Linked DNA regions of Homo sapiens: region 1 is linked to region 2. The links are chromatin contacts, found by Hi-C or POLR2A ChIA-PET in ENCODE. All regions are on one chromosome and are shown on one strand. Each heading gives the region's core, a stretch centred on a gene start or an enhancer-like site at or near the end of the contact. The rest is flanking DNA. Distances are from core to core; before and after follow the strand shown.

Evidence for each region. A loop is a pair of places that touch in the nucleus more often than their neighbours do. ChIA-PET counts read pairs that join two places held with the same protein, here RNA polymerase II (POLR2A). Pooled maps may share reads with other maps.
Region 1: a loop to region 2 is called in a map of Caco-2, with 2.3 times the contacts of the local background. The contact joins the promoter of ECD here to the enhancer-like site in region 2. A Hi-C loop is called at or near these places in 4 of 168 maps with a recorded cell type or tissue (Caco-2, PC-3, gastrocnemius medialis and 1 more) and 3 of 50 pooled maps. POLR2A ChIA-PET finds 5 or more read pairs at or near these places in 14 of 52 experiments (A673, GM12878, H1 and 10 more).

Annotation. Positions count from the first base shown.
Region 1 is chr10:73,166,314-73,172,902 of GRCh38, forward strand. ECD (ecdysoneless cell cycle regulator) reads right to left here and starts at 1,695. Exons shown (of 14, transcript NM_007265.3): 1 at 1,553-1,695. FAM149B1 (family with sequence similarity 149 member B1) reads left to right here and starts at 1,806. Exons shown (of 14, transcript NM_173348.2): 1 at 1,806-2,073. The coding sequence starts at 2,027. RefSeq lists enhancers at 1,514-2,113, 1,620-1,819, 2,714-3,312 and a silencer at 1,870-2,059.
Region 2 is chr10:73,129,738-73,136,643 of GRCh38, forward strand. It overlaps NUDT13 (nudix hydrolase 13), which reads left to right. Exons shown (of 9, transcript NM_015901.6): 9 at 966-2,086. The coding sequence ends at 1,166. ECD (ecdysoneless cell cycle regulator) reads right to left here. Exons shown (of 14, transcript NM_007265.3): 14 at 3,931-5,076. The coding sequence ends at 4,846. Among named protein-coding and RNA genes, the nearest start is that of SNORA11F, 7.0 kb to the left of the region's middle. Within about 2 kb of position 1,739, at least 3 of the 41 ENCODE cell types and tissues checked have a DNase peak (open chromatin) inside an H3K27ac peak, as active enhancers do; they include PC-3 and PC-9, where a contact is called at or near this core.

The DNA of each region.
Region 1 (6,589 bases), core at 445-2,944, 37 kb after region 2:
GATTTCCTTTCTTTTGGGTAAATACCCAACAGTGGGACTGCTGGATCATATAGTAGCTCTATTTTTAGTTTCTTGAGGAATCTCCAAAACTGTTCTCCATAGTGACTGCACTAATTTACATTCTCACCAACAGTGTTTTATCCAAATCCTTGCCAGCATTTGTTATTGCCTGTCTTATGGATAACAGCCATTTTAACTGGGGTGAGATGCTATCTTATTGTAGTTTTGATTTGCATTTCTCTGATAATCAATGATATTGAGCACCTTTTCATAAACCTGTTTGCCATTTTTATGTCTTCTTTGAGAAATGTCTATTCAGAGTTTTTATCCAATTCTTAATCAATTATTAGACTGCTTCCTAGAGAGTTGTTTGAACTCCTTATATATTTTGGTTATTAATCCCTTGTCAGATGGGTAGTTTGCAAATATTTTCTCCCATTCTGTGGGTTCTCTCTCCACTTTGTTGATTGTTTCCTTTGCTGTGCAGAAGCTTTTTAACTTGATGTGCTCCCATTTGTCCATTTTTGTTTTGGCTGCCTCTGTTTGTGAGGTATTACTCAGGAAATCTTTGCCCACTCTAATGTCCTAGAGAGTTTCCCCAATATTTCCTTTTAGTAGTTTCATAGTTTGAGGGCTTAGATTTAAGTCTCTAATCCATTTTGACTTGATTTTTGTATATGGTGGGAGGTAGTGGGTCTGGTTTCATTCTTCTGCATACGGGTATCAGTTTTCCCAGTATCATTTATTGAAGAGACTGTCTTTTCCCCAATGTATGTTTTTGGTACCTTTGCTGAAAATGAATTCACTGCAGACATATGGATTTGTTTCTGGGTTCTCTATTCTGTTCCTGTTTTTATGCCAGTGCCATGCTGTTTTGGTTACTATAACTCTGTTGTATAATCTGAAGTCGGGTAATGTGATGCTTCCAGTTTTGTTCTTTTTGCTCAGGATAGCTTTGGCTATTCTGGCTCTTTTGTGGTTCCATATAAATTTTAGGATCTTTTTTCTATGACTGTGAAGAATGTCACTGGTATTTTGATGGAGGTTGCATTGATACCTCTTAATTTTCTAAGGGTTTTCCTTATCTCTTAATTTTCTAAGGGTTTTCCTAAATAAGAGTACTAGTTTATTCTTGCTGCCAGGTGATGCTTGGTAAAGAAAGAAATGGCGGTGGATGGACCACCCTAACTCCATGATTCCAATCTTACTCAGCTTTCTAAGAGACTCGTAAGGAACCTGCTTCTTCTTATCCAGACACCCACTCACCACAGTCTAACCAAATCATCATTTTGCCTTTCAACCCAGAGGGACAGACAGTAATTTTACCCATCCACCCCATAACGCCAAACACACGTCATCATGCAGAATTTGGTGTCAGAACTGGAAGGGACTCTATGATCACTCAGGCTAATACCTCACTGTACATATGAGAAAACCCAGAGTACAGAAAAAGAAGCGACCAAGCAGCAGGGGCTTGACTTGGAGTCTAGTGCTCTTTCCCCAGTCTAGGCTCCCTCCTGCCATCTAACAAAATGAAGCCAATTTCTCTTACGGTTCTAGGGCCTCTCCTTCGCGTCTCTGCTGTGGCACCTTTCCTTAGCCGCCTCTCCGACTGCGAGAGCTGATCGAGAGCTGCCACCGGCCGCCGAAGCCTGGATCAGGCTCTGTCCCGACGCCTGACCGGAACCTGAAGCCAGCGGAAATCCTGAGAGAAAGTCTGAAACCCACTCAGTCCCCGAAACCTTGTGTGTCGTCACTGCTGTGCGTCGGCGGGAGCATTTTGCGAGTGTCCGGGGGCCTTCGTCACTTCCGCCCCCGCGGCAAAGCAGGGAGGTCGGAGGACTGGAGAGGTGGGGACCCTGGGGAGGTGGCTGCTCGGAGTCTAGGTGACGGGGCGAGACGGGGCCGGTAGGTGGCGGGAGGGGCCGGGCCGGAGCCGGCGGGAGGGCCAGGCCCGGAGGCCCCCACCCTGGCGTGCCTGCCCCGGCCGCGGCTGAGGAGGAGGAGGAGGAGGAGGAGGAGGAGGATGATCTCCAGATACACTCGGAAGGCGGTGCCACAGAGCTTGGAGCTGTGAGTGGACTGCTCAGCCACCCCAGCCGGGGCGGGCGGCGGGCGCTCTGGGGACCCTCCTTGACCAGTCCTTCGTTCCTTTCCTTTCCCAGGGCTGGGGAGAGATTTTTCTTCGGAATTCTCTCCTCTCAGCCCTGCTGGACCCTGCCCCTTCTTCCTCCATCTCCAGCTGAGGGCGTGTCGCCCTTCGTCTGAAATTCCTGAAATCAAGCACTGGGTCTGCTGAAGCATTTGTAGCATCCGCAGTGCTTCAGGTCCCATTGTTAATGGCCATGGTAGCTCGAGAAGTTATTAATAGCTAACTGAGGGCTCCAGGAAAGTGCTCACTTGACACTGTGCAAAGCTATTTACATACATTTGCTCATTCCTATCAATGATATCAGATTGGGAACATTATTTTGCACATTCTACAGATAAAGATCCCAGAATTAAAGATTGTAGCATGCCAAAGATCACACAGCTTGAAGGTGGTAGAGCTGAGAGGTACAAACCTGATGTCGATCTGATTCCGAAGCCTGTGGTCATAACCATCACACATACTGCCTCCCCACCTCTGCAATTAAGCACCAGAATCCATAAAGATCAGTTTTGCTTTTGAGACTTTAAAGAGCAAATATTTCTGGCTTTAAAAAGATCCACCCTCACGGCCGGCCGTGGTGGCTCACGCTTGTAATCCCAGCACTTTGGGAGGCTGAGGCGGGCGGATCACTTGAGGCCAGGAGTTCGAGACCAGCCTGGCCAACATGGCGAAACCCCATCTCTACTAAAAATGCAAAAAAAAAAAAAAAAATGGCCGGGCATGGAGGCGGGGGCCTGTAAACCCAGCTACTTGGGAGGATGAGGCAGGAGAATCACTTGAACCCGGGAGGCAGAGGTTGCAGTGAGCAGAGGTCACGCCATCGCACTCCAGTCTGGGTGACAAGAGTGAAACTCCGTCTCAAAATAAATAAATAAATAATAAAAAAATAAAAAGAGCTGCCCCCTACCCTGACCGAAGTGGTGTATAATAATTTAGAAAGTAATAATAGTGTCATACATTTATTAATGCTTTACACTTCCAAAAGGGCCTTCACTTTTTTTTTTTTTTTGGAGACAGGGTCTTGCTCAGTTGTCCAGGCTGGAGGGCAGTAGTGCAATCCTTGCTCACTGCAGCCTCCACCTATGGGCTCAGGTGATCCTCACAATGTAGCCTCTTGAGTAGCTGAGACTACAGGTGCACACCACCACAACTGGCTAATTAAAAAAAAATTTTTTTTTGGTAGAGACAGGGTCCCACTATGTTGCCCAGGCTGGTCTCAAACTCCTGGACTCAAGCGGTTCTCCCACTTTGGCCTCCCAAAGTGTTGGCGTGAGCCACCATGCCCAGCTCACTTCACTTTTTGATCTTAACAACTCTGTAAAGTGGGTATGATTATCTTCAGTCTTTCAGAAGATGAAATTATATCAGAAATGTTACATATTTTAAGATTATATAGCCAAAAAGTCAGGAGTTGAGCTTGGGCTTTAACCCCAAATTCCAATTTTTTTTCCTTCATGGAGCTATATAATTTTAGCAACCATAAATTTATTAATTAAATATTAACTTTTCCTTTCATTTAGCTATGTAATTTTAGCAACCATAAATATATTAACTATTAATATTAATTATTAACTATTTAATTTATTAAATATTAATTATGCACATACATGATAATTGCAAGCATGCTATTTTGAATCATTCTTGGGTTTCTGGCTAGGCTGTCTTCTAGCCACGTGACTTTTAGGCAAATTACTACATCACTGAGCCTTCGTTTCTGCAATATAGGAGTAACACCTTATCCAAAAGCTTATTTAAAATGATGGTGTGGACCCCCACACCTGTAATCCTAGCACTTTGGGAGGCCAAGGTGGGCGATTGCCTGAGCTCAGGAGTTCAAAACCAGCCTGGGCAACATGGTGAAACCCTGTCTCTACTAAAAATGCAAAAAATTAGCTGGGCATGGTGGCACATGCCTGTAATCTCAGCTACTTGGGAGGCCGAGGCATGAGAATTGCTTGAACCTGGGAGGCGGAGGTTGCCGTGAGCCGAGATCACACCACTGTACTCCAGCCTGGGTGACAGAGGAAGACTCTGTCTCAAATAAATAAATAAATAAATAAAAATAAGAATAAAGTGATGGTGTGGAGCTTGACACATATACATCCTCAATAAATGGTATTTTCCTTGTCCCTTCGCACTTTTACTTGGGATACAATAGGCATACAAAGAAAATAAGTCTAAAACCTCTCTTTGCCTTTTAGAAGCTTATTATTTATTAAGGAATAAGATATCTACATGGTAGCAGTTTAGTTCCTAGTAAACTCTTTGGGAACTAGGAAGAAGAAACAGTCATCTCTTAGATTTGGGATGTGTTGTTCCTACTTAAAAAAAAAATTGTGAGGAAACTGTCTTTTCCCAATAAAGTGACTGAGGTTTAGCTAAAAATCTGCTTTTATGATTAATTCCAACCATTCTGAAAGTTAAAAAAAATCTTGTATGGAAAAAAATGATAGGCACTTGTTGGGCCAGAATTATTATTAACTAGTATAGTTGTATCAGTTTTCTTTCTATTTTTTTTTTTTTTGAGACGGAGTCTCTGTTGCACAGGTTGGAGTGCAGTGGTGCCATCTTGGCTCAGTTGCAACCTCCACCTCCTAGGTTCAAGTGATTCTTCCACCTCAGCTTCCCAAGTCACAGGACTACATGCCCAGCTAATTTTTGTATTTTTAGTAGAGATGGGGTTTCACCCCAGGCTGGTCTTGAACTCCTGGACTCTGTCTGCCTCGGTCTCCCAAAGTGCTGGGATTATAGATGTGAGCCACCGCGCCTGGCCTACTTGTTCTTGATTGTTGATTTGATACTCCCTATAAGGCCCAAAAGATGATTCTGTAGCTGGAGTCAGGATGAAGTGAATAATGAAGATAATGAAGATAAAATGTATCTTAATGGGAGCAAATTCAAAGCAATTTTTACTTTAGATGTTATAATAATGATAACCTGCTTTGAAGCCGTAACTTTAGTTTTCTACCTAGCCATTAAAAATTATAATTGTTGAAAAGAGTATGGGAAAGGAATGATTTTCAACATACAGCTTAACATTTTTTAATGAAAAATTTCAAACATAAACATATAGAGAATAGTATCATGCACTACCTGTCACCCCACATTCAACAGTTAACAAAGTTAATATATTTGCTTCATCTATCTTCCTTATCCTTTTCTTTCTTTTTTTTTTTTTTTTGAGACAGAGTCTCACTCTGTCGCCCAGGCTGGAGTGTAGTAGTGCCATCTCGGCTCACTGCAAGCTCCGCCTCCCAGGTTCACGCCATTCTTCTGCCTCAGCCTCCCGAGTAGCTGGGACTACAGGTGCCCGCCACCATGCCCAGCTAATTTTTTGTATTTTTAGTAGAGACGGGGTTTCACCGTGTTAACCAGGATGGTCTCGATCTCCTGACCTCGTGATCTGCCTGCCTCAGCCTCCCAAAGTGCTGGGATTACAGGCGTGAGCCACCGCACCTGGCCTCCTTATCCTTTTATTAACTTCTCTGCACCTCTCTGTGAAATAACGAAAGCAAAACTGCAGATACTGCCATTTCACCCCTATATATGTCATTATGCATCTCTAAAAATTATGGACATTTTTGTATGTAGTCATAGTGCCATTATTAAATTTAATGATATTTTTTGTTATCTAATTGTCAATTCATAGATTTCCCTGGCAGACTAAAAAATGTCTTAAGTCTCTATTTCATAGCTTGAATTTGTATTTCTTATCCTTTCCACTTTTTCAAAGACAAGCTCTTGGTTGTAGGACCACTGAATGAGAGACATACAGGTAAGTCTGCACAAATTGATCTCCACAATTTGAGAAATAATTTAAAGTGCAAGCTCCACTGACTGGGCTCTTAGCTTTATCTTTATATAGAACAATGGTACAATTCACTAAAATCTCAAACTCTTCATTTCCTTCTAGAGGCCTTCCTCTGAGAGCCAGATTACTAGGATTTGAATCTTGGCTTCATCGCTTACTAACCAAATGACCTTAAGCAGGTTACTTAATCCCTCTGTGCCTTAGTTTCCTTTGAAATGAGAGTATTTGAGATTTATGATAAACATTTGCATATTAAAGACCTGGAAGATCTCTTGTAAAGAAATCTGTGTAACTTTGTTCAACCTATTACAGTTCCTGAATGTATTTGACTACAGAGTTTTGTGAGGAAAGTCTACCGCAGATTACTAGGAACATATATTGATTGACCCCATAGATTACTGGAACATATAATGATTGACCCCATAGCTTAATCCAGTGCATACATTGGAGTCTCTAGAGCAGCAATATTCAATACAAATATGATATAAGCCACATATGTAATTTAAAATTTTCAGGTGGTCACATTAAAAAAGAAAGGTGAAATTGGCCGAGTGCAGTGGCTCATGTCTTGAATCCCAGTACTTTGGGAGGCTGAGGTAGGAGGATCATTTGAGGCCAGGAGTTAG
Region 2 (6,906 bases), core at 489-2,988:
GAGGCCGAGGCAGGTGGATCACCTGAGGTCAGGAGTTCAAAAACATCCTGTCCAACATGGTGAAACCCCGTCTCTACTAAAAATACAAAGAAATTAGCCAGGTGTGGTGGCGGGTGCCTGTAATCCCAGCTACTCGGGAGGCTGAGGCAGGAGAATCATTTGAACCTGGGAGGGGAGGTTGCAGTGAGCCAAGATCACACCATTGCCCTCTAGCCTGGGTAAAAAGAGCAAAACTCCATCTCAAAAAAAAAAAAAGTAATATTTGTATGTTCTTTTTTAATTGAAAAATTTATACAATCAATAGAGACACAAGGAAAAATAGGTATTATTCATAATTTATTCTCAATGTTAACCACTCTTAACATTTTAGTATTTGTACTTCCAGGATTTATTTAATGTATCTTATCTTTTTTTTTTTACTATGTTAGAAATATATTTAACTCGGCCGGGCACAGTGGCTCACACCTGTAATCCCAGCACTTTGGGGGGCCAAGGCGGGTGGATCACAAGATCAGGAGATCGAGACCATCCTGGCTGACACGGTGAAACCCTGTCTCTACTAAAAAATACAAAAAATTAGCCGGGCATGGTGGCGGGCGCCTGTAGTCCCAGCTACTCAGGAGGCTGAGGCAGGAGAATGGCGTGAACCTGGGAGGTGGAGCTTGCATTGAGCCAAGATAGCGCCACTGCACTCCAGCCTGGGCAACAGAGAGAGACTCCGTCTAAAAAAAAAAAAATATATATATATATACACACACACACACACACATATAAAACTCTCATTTCTTAATTATGCCTCTTTTGCTTCTGGGCAGTATCTAGAACTGACTTTCACCTAACCTGAAGATCCCAGGTATTATCTTCTAAGATTGCTTAGTTCTAGAATCATTTTCTGACCTTTGGCCATAGTATTCTAAATTTTGTAGCTCCTGACCTTACATCCTTTTCTTCCTTATGTCTTTCAGATCCAGGTGAACTTGAGAGAATTAGAGACAGCTGCCTGGTTCAGTCATGATGAGGTAGCCACAGCCCTGAAGAGAAAGGGCCCCTATACTCAGCAACAGAATGGGACTTTCCCATTCTGGCTGCCCCCTAAGTTAGCCATCTCCCACCAACTGATTAAGGAGTGGGTGGAAAAACAGACCTGTTCTTCCCTGCCTGCTTAGCCCGGATCAAGTCACTTAGATCGCTCCTTGGTATTCCTGAGGGACAAACTAGAGATCAGTTGACAAAGGAGAAGTGACAAAAGATAAGCTGCAGAAGGACCTCAGAAGGGCAGAGCAAAGGGTGAGCCTACAGTAAGACACTTCTATCAGCAGTGTTAATGGAAGAAATTCCTACCAATGGGCAATCAAAAAAGCCAGTGTGAGAAGAAAACTGATGAGCTGTCAACTGTCAAAAATCAGGGGGAAGGGGGAAGCATTAGTTTGGATGTAGGCCCTTGTTCAGTCATTTTCTCTAAGGCCTTGGAAGCAAACATCTTCTGGCATATGGCTTGTTAATGTTGTGTTTACACTAACTGCCAAAATGTGCCTGTTGTAAGTTTGGTTAAAACTTTTATCTTAGTATTGAAAATATATAGCAAGTTTTAAGTCATTACTGAGTTACTTGTTACCCTTACAGAATTAAGAAAAATAGCACAGTATGACATTTTAAAATTCATGTACAGGTGCATTCTAGTTACATGAACATGCTAGTTAAATAAAAGTCACAATTAAGTCATTATGACTCAGAGTACTTTATAATAAATCAGATGCCCTGAGGCTCTGTTGAGGAAGTAGAATCCCAATGGGACTCCAGACAGTAAATCTTTTTCGCTGTTTTCAGCTCTGTCACATGCTCAGTTTGTGACCCAGGGAAAAGACTATTGCTTTGCCATGCCTGTTTTCCTAAATAAAACAGTTGCTGGCATTTGCACATCCACAACGTGTTGATTAACAAAGGGATTGGTGGAGATAAACAGATGCCAAACCTGACCTATTTCTTAAACTTTATGGAATAAACTAAATTTAGGATTTCTCATCATTCATATATGATGCCATAAGGGAGAAGAGTTTATTTGGGGAAAATAAAAGAAATTTCCACACCTTTGTTCTGATGTCTTTTTCTGTCCTGTGAATTGAGAAAATTTTACAAGGTGAGAATTTGGGGGTAGGGGAAAGGATCCCTATTGGTGACAATTAAACATTTAAGTCCAGGTTTCAAGTCAGTGTAACAACTGAAGCAATGTGCAGGAGGAATGTTAGAGGTCTTGCTGAAAAGAGGAAATAATCATATCTTCAGAAGATTCTAGGGACTTATTTGTGATTAAAGACAAAAGCTCCAGAGACCCTAAGGTTATTTACATGTCAAAGTCCCATAGGACTAAGTCCCAAAGTCCCATAGCACTAAAGAGATTCTAAAACTAGAAAAGTTAAAGCACTGAATTTCCTTTTGATCTCAAAAGGTCATTGCTCTCTCCACTGCCAGCAAACCATCATTGCTTTGGGGAAATCAAAGTGCCTTCATCAGGAAATGTTGAGGGATAATATGTGATGGGACTTGATTGTCTTGTTAGATTGGCAGCTTGCCTTTACCTGGGCTGAACCCAGCATGCAGAAGGGAAAAGCACTCACAAAAGAGAGGTCCTGAGATTTCTTCATATCTTGCAGTTAGAAGAAAACAGTTCAGGGTCCATGTGTATTACCATCTCCCAATCTTTTCTATCTCTATGTGGGTGTGTTTGTGAGCGCATGTGTACACATCCCCAATCTGAAAATACTGATAGAAAGGGGAGTGTGCGGAATTCCTGGTTATGAGTTTCCCAAACTTACCATGGAGTAACTGTTTGTTTTTTGATTAATGTGTTTTTGGAAAAGAAAAGATGAGAGTGGCTAACAGCAGGAGCTGCAACATTGAACTTTGCTTCTCAGTAGTGAGTGGGAAAAGAGCTTTGCTGTAGAACCCCAAGGATATCTGAAAGCTGAGGCAGAAGAGAGCAGGCCTGGAATACTGAAAATGGCAGATAAATAAAAGAAACTTTGGTACAGGACCTACCTGACCTGAGAATATATACATGGGCAATAAATTATGAAGGTGCTAAGGATAAATAGAACCCATCTGGGTCCATGATGCAGAATAGAAAAACAGGTAAAATCTTGTGAGCCTGGCTGAAAGTCAGTCAGCCGTGGCAACCAGAATAAAAAAAAATTTCATTTATATTTTTGCCTATCACCCTTTCTCTACCCAATATTTAATCCTCAATGAAGATAAACCTAATGTACCACAAGTGCGATGGGGGGAAACCTTTTTCTCACAGTTGAGCTGGGACGGCATTCTGGCCCCATTTTTAACATGAGAAATGTAGCTTCAAAACAAACAATAAAAATATATTTAAAATAATTATTATTTAAAATGTTAAAATGTTGCACAATATCATCTGATGTGTTACTTTAGTCAATGTGTAACACTTATCCTCTTCCTTAGTTCATTTCAGTGAACACTAGGAAGACAAAGGATTGGAGTGGGATATGGTATATTTAGTTTTTATTTATTTATTTTTGAGACGGAGTTTCGCTCTTGTCGCTCAGGCTGGAGCGCAATGGCGCAATCTTGGCTCACTGCAACCTCCGGCTCCCGGGTTCAAGCTATTCTCCTGCCTCAGCCTCCCAAGTAGCTGGGATTATAGGCGCCCACCACCATGCCCGGCCATATTCAGTTTTTATTAGTTCGTGATAGTAAGTTCTCAGATGAGAACTCTACTACACCATTCTCCTAATTCCTCCCTTGGTCACTGGAGAGGGAACAGTATGAAACTATTTCCATTGTTTTTACTTGGATAGGGTAAGATATAGTAAAGGCATCTCTCTGCTGCATACAATAATAAAGAAGAATCCAGAGACCTAGATTATAAAAACATGGTCAGTATATGGAGCTGTCTGTAAAGAAGACTTTTTTTTTGCTTTTAATGGTGAATTTTATGATATATAGATAATACTTGATTTATTTTAGGAGGAATATGAGCATCATTTTAAGAAATAAACATTTCATCTTAGCAAAAGATATATCAGTTATATTAAATATCAAACCAATTAATTAATTAAAACAATTAAGTACAGTATCAGGTATGAAATATCCAAAATAGGCAAATCCATAGAGACAGAAAGTAGACTAGTGGTTTCTAGGGGCTGGGAGTAGAAGGGAATGAGAGACTATTAGTGAGTATGGGGTTTCTAATATTCTAGAATTAGATGGTAGGGATGGTTGCACAATTTTGTAAATATACTAAAAACCACTGAATTGTATAATTTAAAGGGTAAATTTTTTGGTATGTGACATATCAATATAGCTGTTATTTACAAGTAAATAAGTTCTATATCTTGCTTCAGGTACATACATACATGCAAAAATTCACTGACTGTACACTTAAGATTTGTGCACTTAACCATATGCATGTTATGCCTCATTAAAAAAATTGAAAAAGTGAATGAGTTTTCAAATCCAAATTTGTCAACTTGAAATTTTGATCTGAGGATGAATAGCAGTAAGGGAGAAATTTAAATATTTAGAATTACTCCAAGGGTATATTGTGGTAGGGTATGTCTTTAGCATGAAGTGTGTGAATTTCATCTCAAGGTTGTCTAGGGGCTAGATTCTACCCTGCCGAGTTCAAAACCTGTGTATAACCCACAGCTGAGATCACAAAGACTTGTGCCAAGAGGGCCACATTTGGGGCTCATGGAGAAGTCAATCTGTAAAACTTGTAATGAAGAAACATTTTTACTAAATGAGTAATCTAAACTAGAAATGAACAGAATCATATTCAATATTTATTTAAAAAGAAAAAAGAGAAGCTAAATGTGCTGGTTAATTTTTTGTTGGCTTACTTGTTGGTCTGTGATCGGTGTTGTCAGGCAGCTGCACTCCCATGCTTTGTAAAAGATTGGAAGCAGGTCCTGCCAGTCCAGCTTGGGAGCTATAGGATTCCAATATATTTGAAACCAGGTTCAGGTCTACATCTACTGGTGCCATAACAGATTCTCCCGTACCAGAATCTTCCTCATCTGAATTGTTATCGGTAGTCTGGGATACAGGTTCCTTATTCATAGAGGGAAAAGAAAATTATGGGCTAATGTATCATTAGGTTGCATGGTGGTTACAATAAAAAGATAACTAAGCCACAATGTAAATTTGCATTCCAAATTAAAAAGGAAACTTCTTATCCTTGGTGATATAAACTGAAAATGAAGTCTACAAGTTATATGGCCTAGCACACATAATAAAACTTGGTTCTAAAGGTTATAACACATTTCTCTCCAGGAAAGATTCCTGCAAATCGAATAAATTGCATGTCTATTTTGAAATAGCTCAAGGGCTAATAGAATTAAGAAGGTACATTTATAACTTGTCTAAGAGTCTTAAAAGAAACAAACATAAAAGTGAATATTAAATGAAATAATAATGTAAATTTTCTTCAAAATGAAAGAAGCGAGTGTTCCTTTCTTTCCCCCCAGTGAAAAAGCTTAAAAGTAAAAACACAAGGCTTTGTGGTTCCAACCACAAAGATTCTAAATTGTTAGTTGGGCCTCTGATTCCACAAGCTGGGGAAAGGATTTGAAAGATTACAGCTCGATAGACTTTTATGTCCTTGCTACCCAAAGCATTGTCCATGGAGCAGCAGAGTCTCCATCGCTTGGGGCTTATTAGAAATGGAAAAACTCAGCTGGGAGTGGTCGCTCATGCCTGTAATCCCAGCACTTTGGGAGGCTGAGGTGGGTGGATCACTTGAGGTCAGGAGCTCCAGAGACTAGCCTGGCCAACATGGTGAAACCCTGTCTCTACTAAATATACAAAAATTAGCCAGGCACGGTGGTGCGCACCTGTAGTCCCAGCTACTTGGGAGGCTGAGGCAGGAGAATTGCTTAAACCCAGGAGGCAGAGGGTGCAGTGAGCCAAGATCGTGCCACTGTACTCCAGCCTGGGTGACAGAGGGAGACTTCCATCTCAAATAAAATAATAATAATAATAATAAAATAAAACAAAATAATAATAAAAAAAAGGAAAATCTCAAGCTTCATCCCAGGCCTACTTAATCAGAATCTATGTTGTAACATGATCTTTTGGTTTATATTCGCATTAAAATTTAAGAAATACTGCTTTAGATAAATCTAATGTATGGTTTCTACTAGATTTTGACAATTCTGGAAGTGACTATAGTTTTAAAAGTGGTTTAGATGATCAAAGCAAGGAGAATTAACATTAATTAAAGGCCTATTGTAGGTTTTACTGCTGTCTAATTTGGTTCTCATGTTAATTTTATGATATGAGGATTACTGGTTTATAGATACATTCACAGTGGACAGCTGAGCTAGACTTCAAACCCTAACCCATAAGACTCCAGGGTTCTTGCTCTTTCCATAATACCTCTGTTTAGGATTAGACAGTGGTGGCATTAAAAACTAGGATGAAAACATAAACGGAAGGTGAATCCTAAATTTGGCTCTAAATTAGGGAAAAATACAAAATAAACTGTTAAAACTGGAAAGTTATTTGAATGTTTAAGATCCTGTTTATTTACTTATGTTATTTTGTTTTAATCCACTGTGGCCCAAGGCATAGTCTCAAAAGGTCTTGAGAACATGTGCCCTCTCTTTTTTAAAATCCATTTAAGCTGTAGTTTTTTTAAACTACTTTTGAAAAAAAATGTATTTAAGAAGTAGTAGTGTACAATCGCATTCTAATTTGAGCATATTATATGACTTTTTATTTTAAATCCTGATAGATAACGTAGAATAAGTAATATAATGAAGCTTATGTTTTGGAAAATTAAGTCTATGATCCTTTATCCTACCAGAGTTAGGAAAACAATTAACATTCTTATTTATTTCAAATCTCACACACCAAAAAAAGAAAAACTATGATAAAATA